Linked DNA regions of Homo sapiens: region 1 is linked to region 2. Evidence: read pairs that join two places in POLR2A ChIA-PET (ENCODE). Cell type or tissue: A673. All regions are shown on one strand.

Region 1 (8,000 bases), 54 kb before region 2:
AAAGAAAGAAAGAAGAAAGAAAGAAGGAAGGAAGAGAGGGAGAAAGAAAGAGAAAGAGAAGGAAAGAAAGAAAAAGGAAGGAAGGAAGGAAAAGGGAGGGAGGGAGGGAAGGAAGGAGGGAGGGAGGAAGGAAGGAAGAGGAAGCAGGGAGGGCAAGGAAAGGAAAACAATGGAAAGAATAAAGAAATAAATGCAGCAGGAAAGGAAAAAGAATAGGAAGAATTTGCTCATATCTGTCTAATTTTTAGGGTATTTTGATATACAAAGTAACTGACTGTCAGGACCTGTCTTAGAGATGATCTGGTAGGACAGTAAATGGCTTTTCTTTCCAGTTTTCATCTGGGACTGGGTTTGAAGTGATCATCAGCCTCAGTGTTCTGGAAATAAGTCATTTATAATGAAATGGAACTGGAAATAACCCACAGACAAAAAGCTTTGCAAGCCATTGAAGTTCCCCTAGGCCATTTACTGCCTTAAGCTCGTTTTTACTCATACTGCAGGAAAAAAAAGAGTGAGTAGGGAGGTGGTGTTCTTATATCACATAATTTTAAATTAAGATGTGATGGTTTTATATAAAAGCAAAAATGCTTTATTTTGCTTTTTTTGTTCAAGACAAGTACAGGGATGAAATGTAAATATGTTAATATCTAATCTTAAGTCTGCTCTTGATCCGAAACTCTTTTGAAACTTTACCTAGAAAATGATAGAGCAATTTAATGTGTCTCACAATCTAGCAGAGATTTGGAGGGTGATGGATAGAATAAGGGCTTAACACAAGAAATAATTTCTGTTGTACAAAGCTCATGAGCTTCATGCATGGTGAAAGATATTTAGGCTAAAGAAAATGTTAACTATGCAGGGAATGAAACTCGTGACAGCTTGATCCCATAAAACTCAGCAAGGATGAGGTTTGACTCTGCATCCCTGATTTATATAGTACAGTATGTTTATTTAAAGGAGATAAGCCAGGTTAAGGGGTTCAGCAAAACTGTTAAATTAACTCCTTTAAAAATCTAGTTATTGCTATGAAAGTCTCTCAAGTGCGGTGCTCAGGCTTTTTTGCATCAGTCATCTGGAGTCTTTATTTAAAATGTTTATTATTGGCCGGGCGCGGTGGCTCACGCCTGTAATCCCAGCACTTTGGGAGGCTGAGGCGGGCGGATAACGAGGTCAGGAGATCGAGACCATCCTGGCTAACACGATGAAATCCCATCTCTACTAAATATACATAAAAATTAGCCAGGCAGGGTAGCGGGCACCTGTAATCCCAGCTACTCGGGAGGCTGAGGCAGGAGAATGACGTGAAGCCGGGAGGTGGAGCTTGCAGTGAGCCGTGATCGCGCCACTGCACTCCAGCCCGGGCGACAGAGCGAGACTCCATCTCAAAAAAAAAAAAAAAAAAAAAATTTTTACTATTGACCCTTACTCTGGATTCACTTATCCAGAAGATCTGGGGAAATCTACGTTTTTAATCAGCTCCCCAAGTGATTATTTACCCATAAGAATTTGGGGGGCACTCTTTTATGACTACTTTTTTAAATTACTGATGATTAATTATCTGCAGATAGTTCCCTAGACTTTGACTTTCCAAGGCTTTAAAAAAACAAACAAACAAAAAAACCTGCAGTATGCTTTTAGTCTGAATTCAGGGATTGACTTTCTTATCCAATAGTCTATCCTGTACAAGGGAACCCTAAAATAACCTCGTTAGCCACCACCAAAGACTATGTAAATACAAATTTATTTATCAATCTCATTAGAAACCGAACCACGCATGTGCACGCACACACACACACACACACCACACCAACCACACATTTACATTGGAATAAAATGAATCTTAGAAAGCAGCTATTTTTAAAGAAACAGGAAGTCTAACATGTACTGCCATTAATTTGGAATGGGAGAGAAAGGAGACTTGGCAGAACCAGAATATTGCGTGAGGATTGAAGATAGCTTCAGATTCTAGAAGAGTTTCTAGCTCTTTCTGAATATGTGTTAACAGTTTCGCTGTTTGAGCTCTGCTACCCACTAGCCAGTTATAAACACAGGTAAGACCCTTAACTTCACAGGGCCTGTTGGGAAGAGGTTATAATTTTTTAGCAACAGAACCTGTTTTTCAAACAAAATCCTAATTAGAACACCCAAAAACAAACAAAATAAAGGATTCAAATGGGTGACATGGCCAGTCCTGGTTACAGTATGAGACAGATGCCGGTTACGGTGGGCAACAGAACAGATGCTGGCTACAGTGGTCGACAGAGTTCATTTTAGTTCAAGCAGAAGGTAGGGCTGGTGCTTGTTACAGTGGCCAGTAGGCCTGGTTTCTGGTTATAGCACATGGCAGAGTTAGGAGCTCTACCTACATTATGTCCCCACGGCCTCATCTGTGGTTTCCCCATAAGAAAACTACCTTTTGGGAAAACATGATACAAACAGATCAGGTGAATTAGAAGGTCTCCTGCAGATTTAAAATTTTATGAATATAATGCCAAATATAATCTTACACTCAGTTGACTACTAATAATAAATAACCCTACAAAATATGGTAAAGTGACTCCATGACAACAATTGAAAAGAAAATAATTGCACTCAGCTGAGCTATTGTCCATATCTAGATGCACTGATGATACACAAACCCAGCCACAGAAAATGTGGCATGTGTCAGAGCAAAGCAACTAGAATGATTCAAGACACTGAACAGCCAGTGTTCAAGCTACGTAATTTCTTACCTATATTACAGGAAAAAACCATCTAACTCTTTTTCTACCTCCAACCTCCCTCCTCTGAAATGTTATTCACATACCTGGTGGAGAAGAATCTTTATAAAACTCAAATTTGATTACCTTAGTCCTCTGCTTAAAATTTCAGTGTCTTTCAATGAAAGCTCAGAGACCATTCTGGACTTATAACTCCCTTGCAGCTCAGAAGGGACCCGTGGTCCAGTAATTAAAATGCCCGTGGTAAGTGTTCAATGCTCTCTCATGCTTTTCTTCTCACAATGTCCCTTCAGTACGGGATTTCTTTCTACCATTTTCCTGAGTAATTACCTTCTAGTCATCATTCAAAAAGCATTTAAGCATTGAATTCTATAGGAAATGTTTCTAATCACCCTATCCCCCAGCTCTGGCTGAGTTAGGCCTTCTCTGCACAATTCCCATGAAAGCACCTACCACCCAGCAGGCAGAAATATCCCTCTTTGACTTTCTCACTAAACTGCAAATTCCTGGTGAGTGACAACTGGATTCTATTCTTCTTCTAACCTCTAGAACCTAGCAGATTGCTTTGGAGACCTTAGGAACTTAATAATTCTTTGTTGAGTGAATAAAGGGATGCTTTTTGTGGACAGCAGTTATTTCTGTTTACACAAAAGATAAGAGAAAATACAGGTAAAATTATCCTAAATTTTAAAAAATTTGAAACTTACAAAAAGTGTTGGATTTAAGTTCCTTTGTCTGTCTGGATTTCCGAAATATTTTTAAAAGATTTTTTCTGGGATCATTTAAGGCCTCATCTGTTCAGAACCAAGGGGAGGACCGAAATAGTATGCCAAATTCTTTTCCAGCCCTCAAATTTTATGAGCCTGAGTTGCATTGTGTGGGTAAAAGTCTTGTGCTCTGTGGATCAGGAGGAAGTTAGATGTTTTGGATATTTACATAGAAACAAAGAATTTGAAGACTGGAAAGAACTTGAGCAGGACTCTATTAAATGTGTTTTGTGTGAGATGGTTTTCACCCTGTGTTCTTGTGGTTCCTCCATGCTAGGGGCAGGAGGTAGGATGGAGCAGATAGGGAGTCTCTTTTCCTCTTAAACCGGATGTTTTTTTTAAAATCAGTTTTATATGTTGAGAGTCCATGGAATGGAATGTGGAAACTGAGACCCTGAAAGATTAAGTCACTTGAACAAAGATATACAGCTTCTCCAGAGACCAGGCAGACACTAGGTTTATGATTTCCTGACTTCCACTGCAGATCTCTTACCATTTTTCTATGAGAGTCATAAAAAAAGAATCAGCTATTTACTTTCTAGTCAAGGTGGGTTAAAATCAAGCCACTTGTTTTCAAACATCGATTTCGGGTTCATGCCATCAAATTAAAAAATTCACTTAACTGAGTTTAATTTGCTTTCACTTAGGAAGCAGCTGCCTTTCAAGATAATAAAATAAACAGATACAATAATATTTGGTCAGCTGTGGCTTTTAATTTAAATGTTTGATTTAATGTTGTTTAGTTTGCTGGATTCCAAAATATTCTCTGCAAGAGAAGCATACACATTCTAAAGCATTTCAAATGTTTATTATGATGTCCTAGAGGTGGCTGTCTTTCTGTTGCTGTGCATACCCTGAGCAGACTTGACATTGCTTTGGAAGCACATATTTTCTGATAGACATATTACTCTCATAATCTAAAATTTTTCAGAAGTGACAAAAGTGGGGTTGACCATTTTCTTCTTCGCTGTCTCCATGATTTTGCTTTTTCCAAGATGTCATGTAGTTAGAATCATACAATGTGTTGTCTTTTCAGGTTGGCTTTTTTCACTTAGCAATATGCCTGTAAGGTTCCGCCATGTCTTTTCTTGCCTTGATAATTCATTTCTTTTTAGCTCTGAATACTATTTTGTTGTCTGGATATAACCACAGTTGAATTATCCATTTACCTCCTGAAAAACATCCTGCTTGCTACCATGTTCTGGCAATATGAATCAAGCTGCTATAAACACTTATGTGATAAGTCTTGTGTGGATATAAATATTCAACTTATTTGGGTAAATACCAAAGAGTGCAATTACTGGATCATATGGTCAGAGCATGCTAGTTTTGTAATAAACTGCCAAACTATCTTCCAATATGGTTGTATAATTTTGCATTCTCACCAGCAATGAACAAGAGTTCCTGTTTCTCCACATTCTCACCAGCATTTCATATTGTCAATGTTTTAGACATCAGCTATTCTAATAGATATGTAGTGGTATATCGTTGTTTTAATTTGAAATTCTCTAATGATGTAAGATGATGAGCATGTTTTCATGTGCTTATTTTCCATCTGTATATAAGCTTTGCTGAGGTATCTGTTTAGATTTTTTCCAATTTTTAAATTTATTTTCTTGTTGTTGAGATTTAAGAGTTCTTTGTATGTTTTGGACCATATCAGGTATATCTTTTGCAAATATTTTCTTGCAAATGGTAGTTTCTCTTATTCTCTTCACAGTGTCTTTCACAGAGAAGATGATTTTTAATTTTAATAAAATCTAAAATGAATTTTTATTTCATGGATCTTGACTTTAGTGTTATATATAAAGAGTTACTGCAAACTCAGGGTTATTTAGATTTTCTTCTATGTTATCTTCCAAGAGTCATAGTTTTGCATTTTATATGATCCATTTTGAGGTCTATGATCCATTTTGTGTTAATTTTTGTGAGGGTCTATATCTGCATTTATGTATTTTTTCACAAGTTATCTCAGTCAATTTTCTGTTGCTATAACAGAATACCTGAGACTAGGTAATTTATAAAGGAGAGAGTTCTATTTAGCTTGTGATCCTGGGAGCTTGACTAGGAGATCCAAGTTAGGACAGGTGCATTTGGTCAAGTTCTGGTGAGAGTCTTGTGCTGCATCTTAACATGGTGGAGAAGTGGAAGAAAAAGTGGGCATGTGCAAAATGACCAAACACAAGAGGGAGCCTTCCTTTTTAACAACCCACCCTCGAGGTAGCTAATCCAGTCCTACAAGAGCAAGAACTCACTCTAAGAAAGGTATTAATTCCTTTTTAAAAACCTAATCACCTCTCCAAGGCACCACCTCTCAACATCACCCCATTAGGAACCAAACCTCACTATGGATTTTGATTGTGACAAACCATATTCTAACCATAACACAAATGATGTCCAGTTTTTCTAGTGCCATTTGTTGAAAACACTTTCCTTTCTTCATTGAATTCCCTTTGCTCCTTTGTGAAAGATCAGATGGCCATATTCATGCGGGTGTATTTCTGGGCTGGCTATTCTGTTCCATTGATCTAAGTGACTTTTTTCTGACCAGTACTATATTGTCTTGATAACTATAGTTTTATACTAAGTCTTGAAGTTGGGTAGTGTTAGCTTTACAAGTTTGTTCAATATTATTTAATGATGTGTTGGCTGTTCTTGGTCTTTCCTCTCCATATAAATTTTAGAATCAGTGTGTTGATATCCAAAAAATAACTTGCTGGGATTTTGACTGGGATTACCTTGAATCTACACAAATTGGGAAGAACTGACATCCTACCTTGAGTCTTCCTATTTATGGACATGGAATACCTCTCCATTTATTTAATTTTTCTTTGATTTCTTTCACTGGAGTTTTATAGTTTTCCTCATATAGATTTTGTACATAATTTGTTAGATTTATATTGAAGTGTTTTGTGGAGCATGCTAGTATAAATGGTCTTGTGTTTTTAACTTCACATTCCAATTTTCTTTGCTAATATATAGGAAAGCAATTGACTTTTATACCACCTTTTTCTTCAGACAGATGGAATCAAGTGACTTAGAAATTGGCTTTGTTGCTCTGCCTGAGTATCTTGAAAATTCTCATCTTCCTTCTGAGAACCATAACCTACATATCTCAAGGTTATAGATAAAATGCTACCTACAAAATCCTTGTAATGCTTACAGTCTAAAAGACTAAATAAGGCCTCAAGAGATTATTCAAAATCAGAGTTGTTGATTCCCAGTAGAGTCATAAAGGGCTATGTTATGTTAGCTGCAATTCTAATCCTATATCAAAGCTTCTGACTTCCACTCCCCCATATCTAAGGAGGTTTCCCTCAACAGTTGAAAAATAACTGCAGATACTGCTTTGCCATCCCATGCCACAAAAATGCATTTCTGAAGGATGCTGCAGAGAGATATATATTTCTTAAGCCCAGCTCATATCTATTTCTCAAGGCTGTGTGATATCATAGAATGAATGATGGAGTCAAATAAATAAATATTTATTTATTTATTTATCAGTCAAATAAATCTGATTTAATTTTTTAGAACTTAACATTTAGTAGCTGTGAGATCTTACAGAGATTTCTTCACCTTGTATCCTTTGTCACTTTATCTATAAAATGGAGAGTGTAAATACTACTTCTTAGAGTTATCATGATTCTTTAATCTAATAACTCATGAGACACTGGATATGTAATAGGAACTGAATAATTCTTAACCCCCTTGCTTTCCCTTGACATTTCCAGAAAATAAAACTTGATTGAGTATCTAAGATTATATAACAGATCCCACTAGACTAAGTGAATCTGAGGGAAGATGTATTTGTCACTTTTCTTCTCTTCTTTGGTTTTTAAAAAGTATCATTAGAAATAGAATCAGTAACTATAAACAAATTTCTGTGTACTGATCCAGTATTAACAGAGAAAATAATGGTTGACTGTGCCTTACTGTGCAAGGCAAAAATGAGCTCAAGATATTATCAAAGTCATGAATCAGAAAGAGAATTTCGTTTTACAAATGATGGATAGCCACAAAACAACTAGGACATACAATCTCTGATTACACAACTGCAGTCTATAGCTACATTCTGCAGATTAAACACCACAGTAGAGATGGAAACTTTATTGTTTATATTTTATGAAAACTGTTCTCTTTTGTTTTTATGTCAGTTTGAGAGTAGAAGAATATCCTTGAGGGCAAAACATGCCTTTCATACATTAGAGCTGCCTAGAGCATAGTCTGGCACATTATATAAATATTAAATAATTCCTATAATTAAACTGATGTTCTTTGGAATGAGGATGGAGACACATAGTTATCTGAATTGCCTTAAGCTAGTTTTGCAATAAGTAGATTTTTACTATTCTAGAATATGTAATGAATGAATCATGCTATGTTACAAGTAAGTATTAATTAATGGTTGAAGTACAAAAACATCTTCCTTGAATTATATGATAATCTACATCACAGTGAAAGGAATTTATCATGACAAATGCTAGTCAATGTTGAATCACAGAGGGCTATATGA
Region 2 (8,000 bases):
AATAATCATTCAAAGGGATGAGCTACTGCAGTGGAGAGAGATGCAAAGTGTCCTGGAGTGGAGAAATCTTAAATTGGATGCTAAATAATGGTAACAGATAGATAGAAGCATTTGAGTGTGAAAAAAAAAGGAGAGATAATAAAAGCTTCCTGTATCTGTCACACAATAATTGTTTGATAAATAAAATTACTTTGTAATCCATAAAAGAACTTAATTGAATCAAGAGACAATGAATTTTGGAACTTTGGATTTTCTCTCTGACTTCTTCATTTCTTCTACTCTCTAAAATTCATTTTTTCCTTATCAAAACTTTCTGTCCCTAAATTCACTATTATTCAGTCCTATCCTTTCATTATTTCATTTGCTTTTCAATTAAGTGTAGTTTGTAAGGCCAGTCATTCTAGCCTTGTTATCACTAATATCCTGGGATCCCTTAAAAGCTGAGTAAACGCCAAAGACCATTAATGTCTTAATTCCAGCTTGCTGAGAACCTCTGGCCAAAAAAGGATCAAATGACTCCATTGTAGACATTCTCTTTTACTTCATTTGGGGCCATAGTGTTGATTCAGGATCTTTTTTCTCATTTCTACTTGACTTCTTGTGAAGTGTTCTGCAGTTAAATCTTTCAAAAATTTTCTTACTTTCATAGTGCTGTCATCATAGATTTCACTTGACAGATGAGACAGGGGATATACTATTAAAAAGAGTGTTATGCAATCTCAGTTTCTTCTTCCATGAAATGAAAATAATATTAACCACCTCATAGAATTGTTTGTTTGTTCGTACTTTCATTTAGCTGACTAGTATTTGATGAGCGTGTATTTTGAGACAAACAAGACCCTACACAGGGAAAATAGTGCCATTAACAATACAGATATTGTCCCTGTCCCCAAGGACGTTGCACTGAGTGGTGGCATTAACGATATGCCAGAAAGCAAATAGAAATAAACGTGACAAATTCTATGAAGGAAATAAACAGGGTGAAATAAACAGGGTTCTATGATAAAGTTACTGCAAGTGGTTGTATGAAGGTTAGAAAGTCTACTTTGTAAAAGTTTGTCAGGAAAGGCTTCCTGAGGTGGTGACAGCTAAATCGAGTGTTGAAGAATGAGAGGGACAACGATGTAAAACCAGCTGCTAAGGAAGCAGCATAGATCGTGGAGTCTGTAAGGACTGGAAAGAAGGAGCGTGGCTGGAGCCTTGTAAGCAAGGGGAAAAGTGGGACAAGAAGTGATTGGAAAAGCAAGGCCATGAGGAGATTTGCACATATGATAAGAAATGAGCATTTTATTCTCATGGCATGGAACATCATTACAAGCCTTTCAGCAGAGTAGTGGAGTAGTGTAATCTGATTTACATTTTTGGGTTTTGGGGTGTTTTTTGTTGTTTGAGACAGGGTCTTGCTCTGTCACCTAGGCTGGAGTGCAGTGATGCTGTCATAGCTTGCTGCAGCCTCAAACTCCTGAGCTCAAGTGATCCTCCTGCCTCAGCCTCCTGAGTAGCTGGGACTACAGGTGTATACCACCATGCCCAGCTATTTTTTTTTGTTTGTTTTAATAGAGACAAGATCTCAATATGTTGCACAGGCTGATCTCGAACTCCTGAGCTCAAGCAATCCTCCCACCTCAGCCTCCCAAAGTTCTGGGGTTACAGGCATGGGCCAACGCACCCAGCCTGAGTTACATTTTTTTGAAGAAGGCATTATGGCTACAGTAGGAAGAATGTGTCTTAGGAGGGCATGAATAATAGGAAGGAGAAGGGTTAATATGTAGTTGCAGTGGAACACAGCAATGACAGTAGTTGCTGTTAGGATCATGGCAGGGAATATAAAAAGAGTTAGCATATTCTATATATATTTTGATAGTAGAACAAATAGGACTTACTGATTCGAGACTGTATGTCAGGGGAGAGATTAAAGAAATAAAGAGTTTAAGAATGAGTCATAGATGACCAGTTTGAATGATTGATCAGTTGGTTGTGGTGTCATTTACTGAGCTGAGGAATAGTTGGTGTGTGTGGGGGGGTGGGGGCATGGAATCCATAGTCCAGTTTAGAAATTTTCGATTTGAAAACGCTGTGAAGTGTAAATGTCAATGTGTATTTATAATATTCAGGTCTTAAATTCAGCATGTCTGTCTGGTCTAGAGATATGTTTTTGGAAGGCGTCATAAACTATGGAACTGAATAAAATTACCCAGGAGAAAGTGCAATTGATTTAAAAAAGAGAGAAAAATAGCCCAGCCCAAGCCCTGAGGAGCTCCTGACGTTAAGAAGCAGGGTCAAAGCAGAGGAGACAGCAAAGAAATATGCTAGAAATTTGGGAAGTGTGATGTCATGAAGTTGAGAAAAGAAATTGTGGGAGGAAAAGGAGTCAGCTAGGCCCAAGGCTGATGAAAGGTTGGATAAAATGCAATTGCAGAATTGTCCATCGAATTTGGCTGCATGGAATTTGGTGACAAGGACAAGAGCAGTTTTAATTGAGAGGTGGTGACACAAAACAGATTAGAATGGAATGAAGTGTGAAAAAGAGGTGAGGAATATAATACTTGTTAAGAGTAGTGTTACTGAAAAGAAAAACATAGATGACTAGAAAAGTTATATGAGGCTAAGAGGACAGTTTTGTCATTTGTGTTTTGTTTATTTTTGATGGAGACACTAGATCATATTTTTTTGTGCTGATAGTAATGACCCAGTAGAAGGGAAAGTTATTACTAATCCATCAGAGAGAGTGAATATTGAGAAGATAACAGATGCTGGAATCAGATGACAAGTGGAGTAATATTTCTTTAGGAGGAAGGACCCCACATTCCCCACATCACTTGTTTGGAATGGGAATATGGCAACAAGGTTTGGAGATATATGCTTAGATCTCTGGACTTGTTAGTGCAAAGGCAGCTTTAATTTTTTTCTGTGAGTAATAAGTTAAAATCACTGGCTAAAAGAGAGGTGTAAGGAGTTGGGAAGTTTGAAGAAAGAAGACGTGGTATGAGTACTGCATTTGCAGAGTATTAAAACAAAACAAAAAAACTTATTAAGGAAAACTTCATGAATATCTGTCTGAAAACAGTAGATTAGTTCTCTCCCTTTTCTCAACATCCTTAATTTCTACCCCCTTATGAATATGTAGCTTCACCAGCTTTTAAAAATGTATATTACAGAAGGAAATCACTTCTATAATGAATCTAGGGAGGCAAAAAATGTAATGGGGAGAAATGGGAAGGGATTTAATTGGGAGAAATGGAAACGGAACAGGATAGAAATTTGACAATTTTGGGTTGGTTGTGGGGGTTGAAAAATGAGAACACATGGACACAGGGAGGGGAACATTATACACTGGGGCCTGTCGGAGGGTGGGGGGCTAGGGGAAGGATAGCATTAGGAGAAATATCTAATGTAGATGATGGGTTGATGGGTTCAGGAAACCACCATGGCACGTGTATACCTATGTAACAAACCTGCACGTTCTGCACATGTATCCCAGAACTTAAAGTATAATAATAATTTTGAAAACAAATTTGACACTTTTTTTGGTACTGTTCAAATTAAGGGGAAAGTTCATTTTATTTTATTTTCAGATATAAAGTATCAGTACATAAATTTTTTTATGTGTTCATTATTGATGTTCAAATTTGAGAGTCCTCATATCCTGAGGCAGAAGGAACATTTCCACGGAGCATAACACAATTCTATATCCTTTATTACTTCAGTGGTTTCTCTTCTGTTTTCTTTTTCAACTGGAAAAGAAGGGCTTTTCATGATATATGATGTTGTACTCGACCATCCAGAAATATAGTAAATAACCCACAAGATGCAATTTCACTGGAGGGTGATCATAAGCTCTTAGAGGGCAGCAGTATTTGCCTCATGCTTATTTTGCATCTCATCCATTTTGTAGTAATCCCCACAGATGGAAAACTTAATTAAGGATGATGGGGAACTTAGAGCAGGCACTGACACAGGGAATCTAAGACTAAAATACCCTGTTTTAATCAGAATTCAGTTTTTATATAATAAAGTGTTTCACATTTTAAACAAGGAATGAAAAATACAAGCAAAGTTACAGAAGAATGCCATAAAATAAGCTATCAAGAATGTGAGAAATAAATCATAAACTTTTTGTGTAAATTTGAGAAAGCATAATAGGATGGAGGAAATTTAGCATGAAATACATGAATTATATATGTGTAGAAATTAGCTGTGTATGTGGTCAAATATAAGTGTGGGTGCTGCCTTTCTTCCAAATCATGTCAAAGATTTTCTGGAAATGATGACGTTAAGGGCAATTAGTATATGGGCAAGTGAACACATTCCAGAGAATCAAAATTGCTTGGGATGACATCGGGTACTCTCTTAGGCTAAGACTATATGATGAGTCCTTTTATATCAGCTGCCTTTTTTACAGTACTTTTTCTTCTACTTTCCTGTCTGTGCTTTTTTCTTTGAGACTGTCACATTTCAATTCTTTATATCTCTGCTTTATTTTACCATTTCAGAAGAAACACCAAGCTAATGCTTCCTCTAATCTCATACCTGCCAATAACACTAAGGTCAGTGCAAAGCCCCAGTGTCAGGAGGAATAGCTCTGTTGCAATGTTTCAATAATGGCAATGCTTTGACAAGCACATTTGATGAGTTTCCTACCTGTTATTTTCTGTTATCAGAAAACAAACACAAACAAACAAAAACACCTTTTTGTTTTAATCTCCAAGACTGACTAAAGCCTTATCTTTCTCTCAGTCTTGTTGGCCTAGGCACAGGCGAGTTAACGGCACTATTTTTGGTGGCATCTGTGAGCCATGTCAGTGCTTTGGTCATGCGGAGTCCTGTGATGACGTCACTGGAGAATGCCTGGTAAGTGCTCTCTTCTTTGGGGATGCTGATTGACAAGGCTGAAATCACCTCGACAGATGCTACAATTCAGCTACTACCCTGGGGACCTTAAACACTTGAGTCAAGAAGTGCTTTGACAAAGATCTTTGTATTGAACTGAATTGGAACTGAGAATGCTCTTTCATATGTGATCTCCCTAATGAATATGAGGAAGTGTTTATTCATATTAAATCAAGAATTAAATTAGAATCAGATATATTTTTATAAGGCATAACTTCTGATTGGAAGTATAACTACCATGAATATATATGGTTTCACTTTCTTCCATAAATCTATGAAAAGTACAGTGTACTTTTAAAATAGAAAATAATTTATATCCCCATAATATGAAAAGTGTAAAATATAACCTTTATAGTAAACATAATTAAGTTTTCTTCATGTTGAAAATGAAAACATACTACATATTTTTATTTAAAATGTTCATAATTTAACTAAATGCATAGTGTCATTTGTAGATTAAAAATAAAAACAATATGTAATACATATTCACCAGAGCTGCTTCTCCTTTGCAATTAAGTCTAAGCTTTAACCAGAAAATAGGCTTTACAAAGTGCAAAGCACTTTCCATCCTGCTAAGAAACCTTAGGATTGGAGAATTACACTGAATAGACCATTCTGATTAACTCAAGGGCACATTAGTTTTATATTGTCTGACATGGCATGAAGCTTGAAACAACACTTCTCCTTTCATTAGTCTTGCAGAAACACAATTTAAAATGGTGCCAATTAAGGAGGATATTATACTCTCATTTCCCTGAAGAATTTAAGGCGGATTCTGTTACCTGTAATTCTTAATGTTCTATCTTTCTCTTGCTCATTTTCCCCCATTTCTCTTCTACTTAAAAGCTTCTGGGAAAAATCCAAAATGAAAATTCAGGGCTTTTGTTTCAGTGTAATTTGGCATTTAGGTTTGTTGATGCTCTTTCCCTTTTCTCTATATAAGATTTTGTTTAATTGCATTGCATTATGAAGCATGAGAGCCTTAATTTGTGGATCAGTGGATTTTTGAAATGACATTTTTATGAATAGAAAGACTAAGTGATTTTCATTTTAATTATGCCATAAGTCTTTTAAAATGTACTTTGGGAAAAATATTGGGTTACCTTTAAACACTTCACTAACATGCAGTAGGAAATAATACTCAGCCCAAAACTGACATGGAATTGTTTTACTTACCCTAAGAAGACAAAAATAAGTATGTCATAATACCAAACTCATGATGTTCCATATAGTCATATTTCATGAATTCATTAGGATAAAATCAAATCAAATTTTCATGCTGAATTCATTAGGATGAAAGCAAATTAGTCCATTTGTTGATGTGATATTTCTAAAACTAGAAGCCTTTTTTAACTAATAAAACAGTGTCATTCAGCATAATTTTGAGAGAAGGAAGGGAGAGAACAGACCCTACTAATGATGCCTAGTTTACTGATTTTGTTTCATGAACAGGGAGATAGGAGGTCTCCTTCAAATAACAGAGCGATCTTGAGGAAACAGTGGACATCTTGATGATAAAGACAGAATCTGGTGTTTCCTGAATTTTCCATCATAGCTAGTAAATAGGTGATCATGTAGGATATACTGACTTTCAAGTGCCCTTTCTCCAAAATTGTATTGATAACTAAGTGCTGATATTCCATTTTGAGTATATGGGTTCTGATACAATACACAAAGAGGAGAATATTTGAATGTTGCTCATCAAGGGCATTCTTACTGTTCAGCTGACCCTGCATTTTAGCTTCTTGTTTATTTTTCATGGTTTTAACCCAGCATTAAGTAGCATGGTTTTTAGCATGAAAAATAAATTTATAAATTTATAAAGCTTAACTTGCTTTAAAATTTGATTATAAATTATCTGAAAAATATTTTTGGCACCAGAACAAAATCTAAACTTCTGCAATAGTGTAGGTCTATATTTAAAAGACATTTTAACTCAAAGTCCATTTGAAGTAAGCCAGGAAGTATTCAATGTCACATGGGAAGATTTCATGCTTGCTTCTTCTCATAGTTCTTGTGGTATGTAATGTGAGCAAAATTTTGTAAAGCACTTTCGTAACAGGACACCTGTAAAAATAACCAATCCATCAGAGTGAAGCTTCCATCTTTTTTTTTTTTTTATTTCCATTATATAGGTTGTCTGATGCAGTTTTCTGGTTTCCACTACAAAAATACTTGAGTTTTAAGATGATTTTTATTTGATGAAACGTGACATTAGAAAATGTAAGAACTACATGTTATTTGTCTTTTAAATCAATAATTGGAAATAAAAAACCCTCTCAATTATGCAAGATTTTCAGTTGAATGTTAGAAATACCATTTTCAACATGTTTAAGGCAAAATTAATTTTTGATTCAATTTTTTAAAACCCTTAAGTATTTGAAGACATAATTTTAGTTGTATCAGTGAGATAACATGCAAATAATTTTACAAAAAAACAAGCAATTCTTCAGTAATAGCTTAGTTTAGCTAAACTTAAAAATTGAAAGGAAGTAAAACAAAAATCAAATCGGGGAAAAAATCTTTCTTCAAATGGATCCATGTTTTGCACATTAAATCCCAATATACTGCATTATTAAGGCAACTATTCATAGTGAAGCTGACCTTAATGCTATCTTTTAAAAAGTTTTGTTAAAAATAAATTTGAGAAAGAATTTTAAATAACTTAGAGAAAAGCCTGTTTTCAAATATCACCAGTTACTACAGAAATACATATCCACATTTAGTTGATGAAATTGGCACGTGATGTTTAAAATTTTTCAATTTTCTCCATGTTTAATTATGAGTCAAGCAAGCTTCTCACAGATGTAATACAGTAGTGCATTGTCCAAACCATCAGAGTCCACTGAGGCCAAAATTCATGTCTGAGCTAAGAGGCCATAGCCCCGGAGGATTTCTATGATTAGCCACAGTTCCCATTAAATCAGCAATTTCAAGCTGAACAATTGATTTTTACCTAGAATCAGCTACAATTTCCATTAAACATATGTTATTAGTGCTCTATGACTACACACACACACACACACACACACACACACACACACACACACACACACACGCAATATCATGTATTTTCTTAAGGAAAATAAAGAAAAAATGAAGTAAGATTT

The links. ChIA-PET counts read pairs that join two places held together with the same protein. Peaks named below come from ENCODE experiments on the same cell type or tissue, not always from the same donor. Only the 100,000 strongest peaks of a DNase experiment are listed, where the experiment ranks them.
Region 1: POLR2A ChIA-PET joins it to region 2 with 5 read pairs; 3 of 35 experiments call an interaction of 5 or more read pairs at or near these places.

What each region holds. Positions count from the first base shown.
Region 1 is chr6:129,208,620-129,216,619 of GRCh38, forward strand. All of the region lies in intron 12 of LAMA2 (laminin subunit alpha 2), which reads left to right. Among named protein-coding and RNA genes, the nearest start is that of LAMA2, 330 kb to the left of the region's middle. In A673, no CTCF peak of the experiment used is centred here; no DNase peak of the experiment used is centred here; H3K27ac peaks cover 1,639 bases.
Region 2 is chr6:129,262,369-129,270,368 of GRCh38, forward strand. It overlaps LAMA2 (laminin subunit alpha 2), which reads left to right. Exons shown (of 65, transcript NM_000426.4): 16 at 4,738-4,851. Among named protein-coding and RNA genes, the nearest start is that of LAMA2, 380 kb to the left of the region's middle. In A673, no CTCF peak of the experiment used is centred here; no DNase peak of the experiment used is centred here.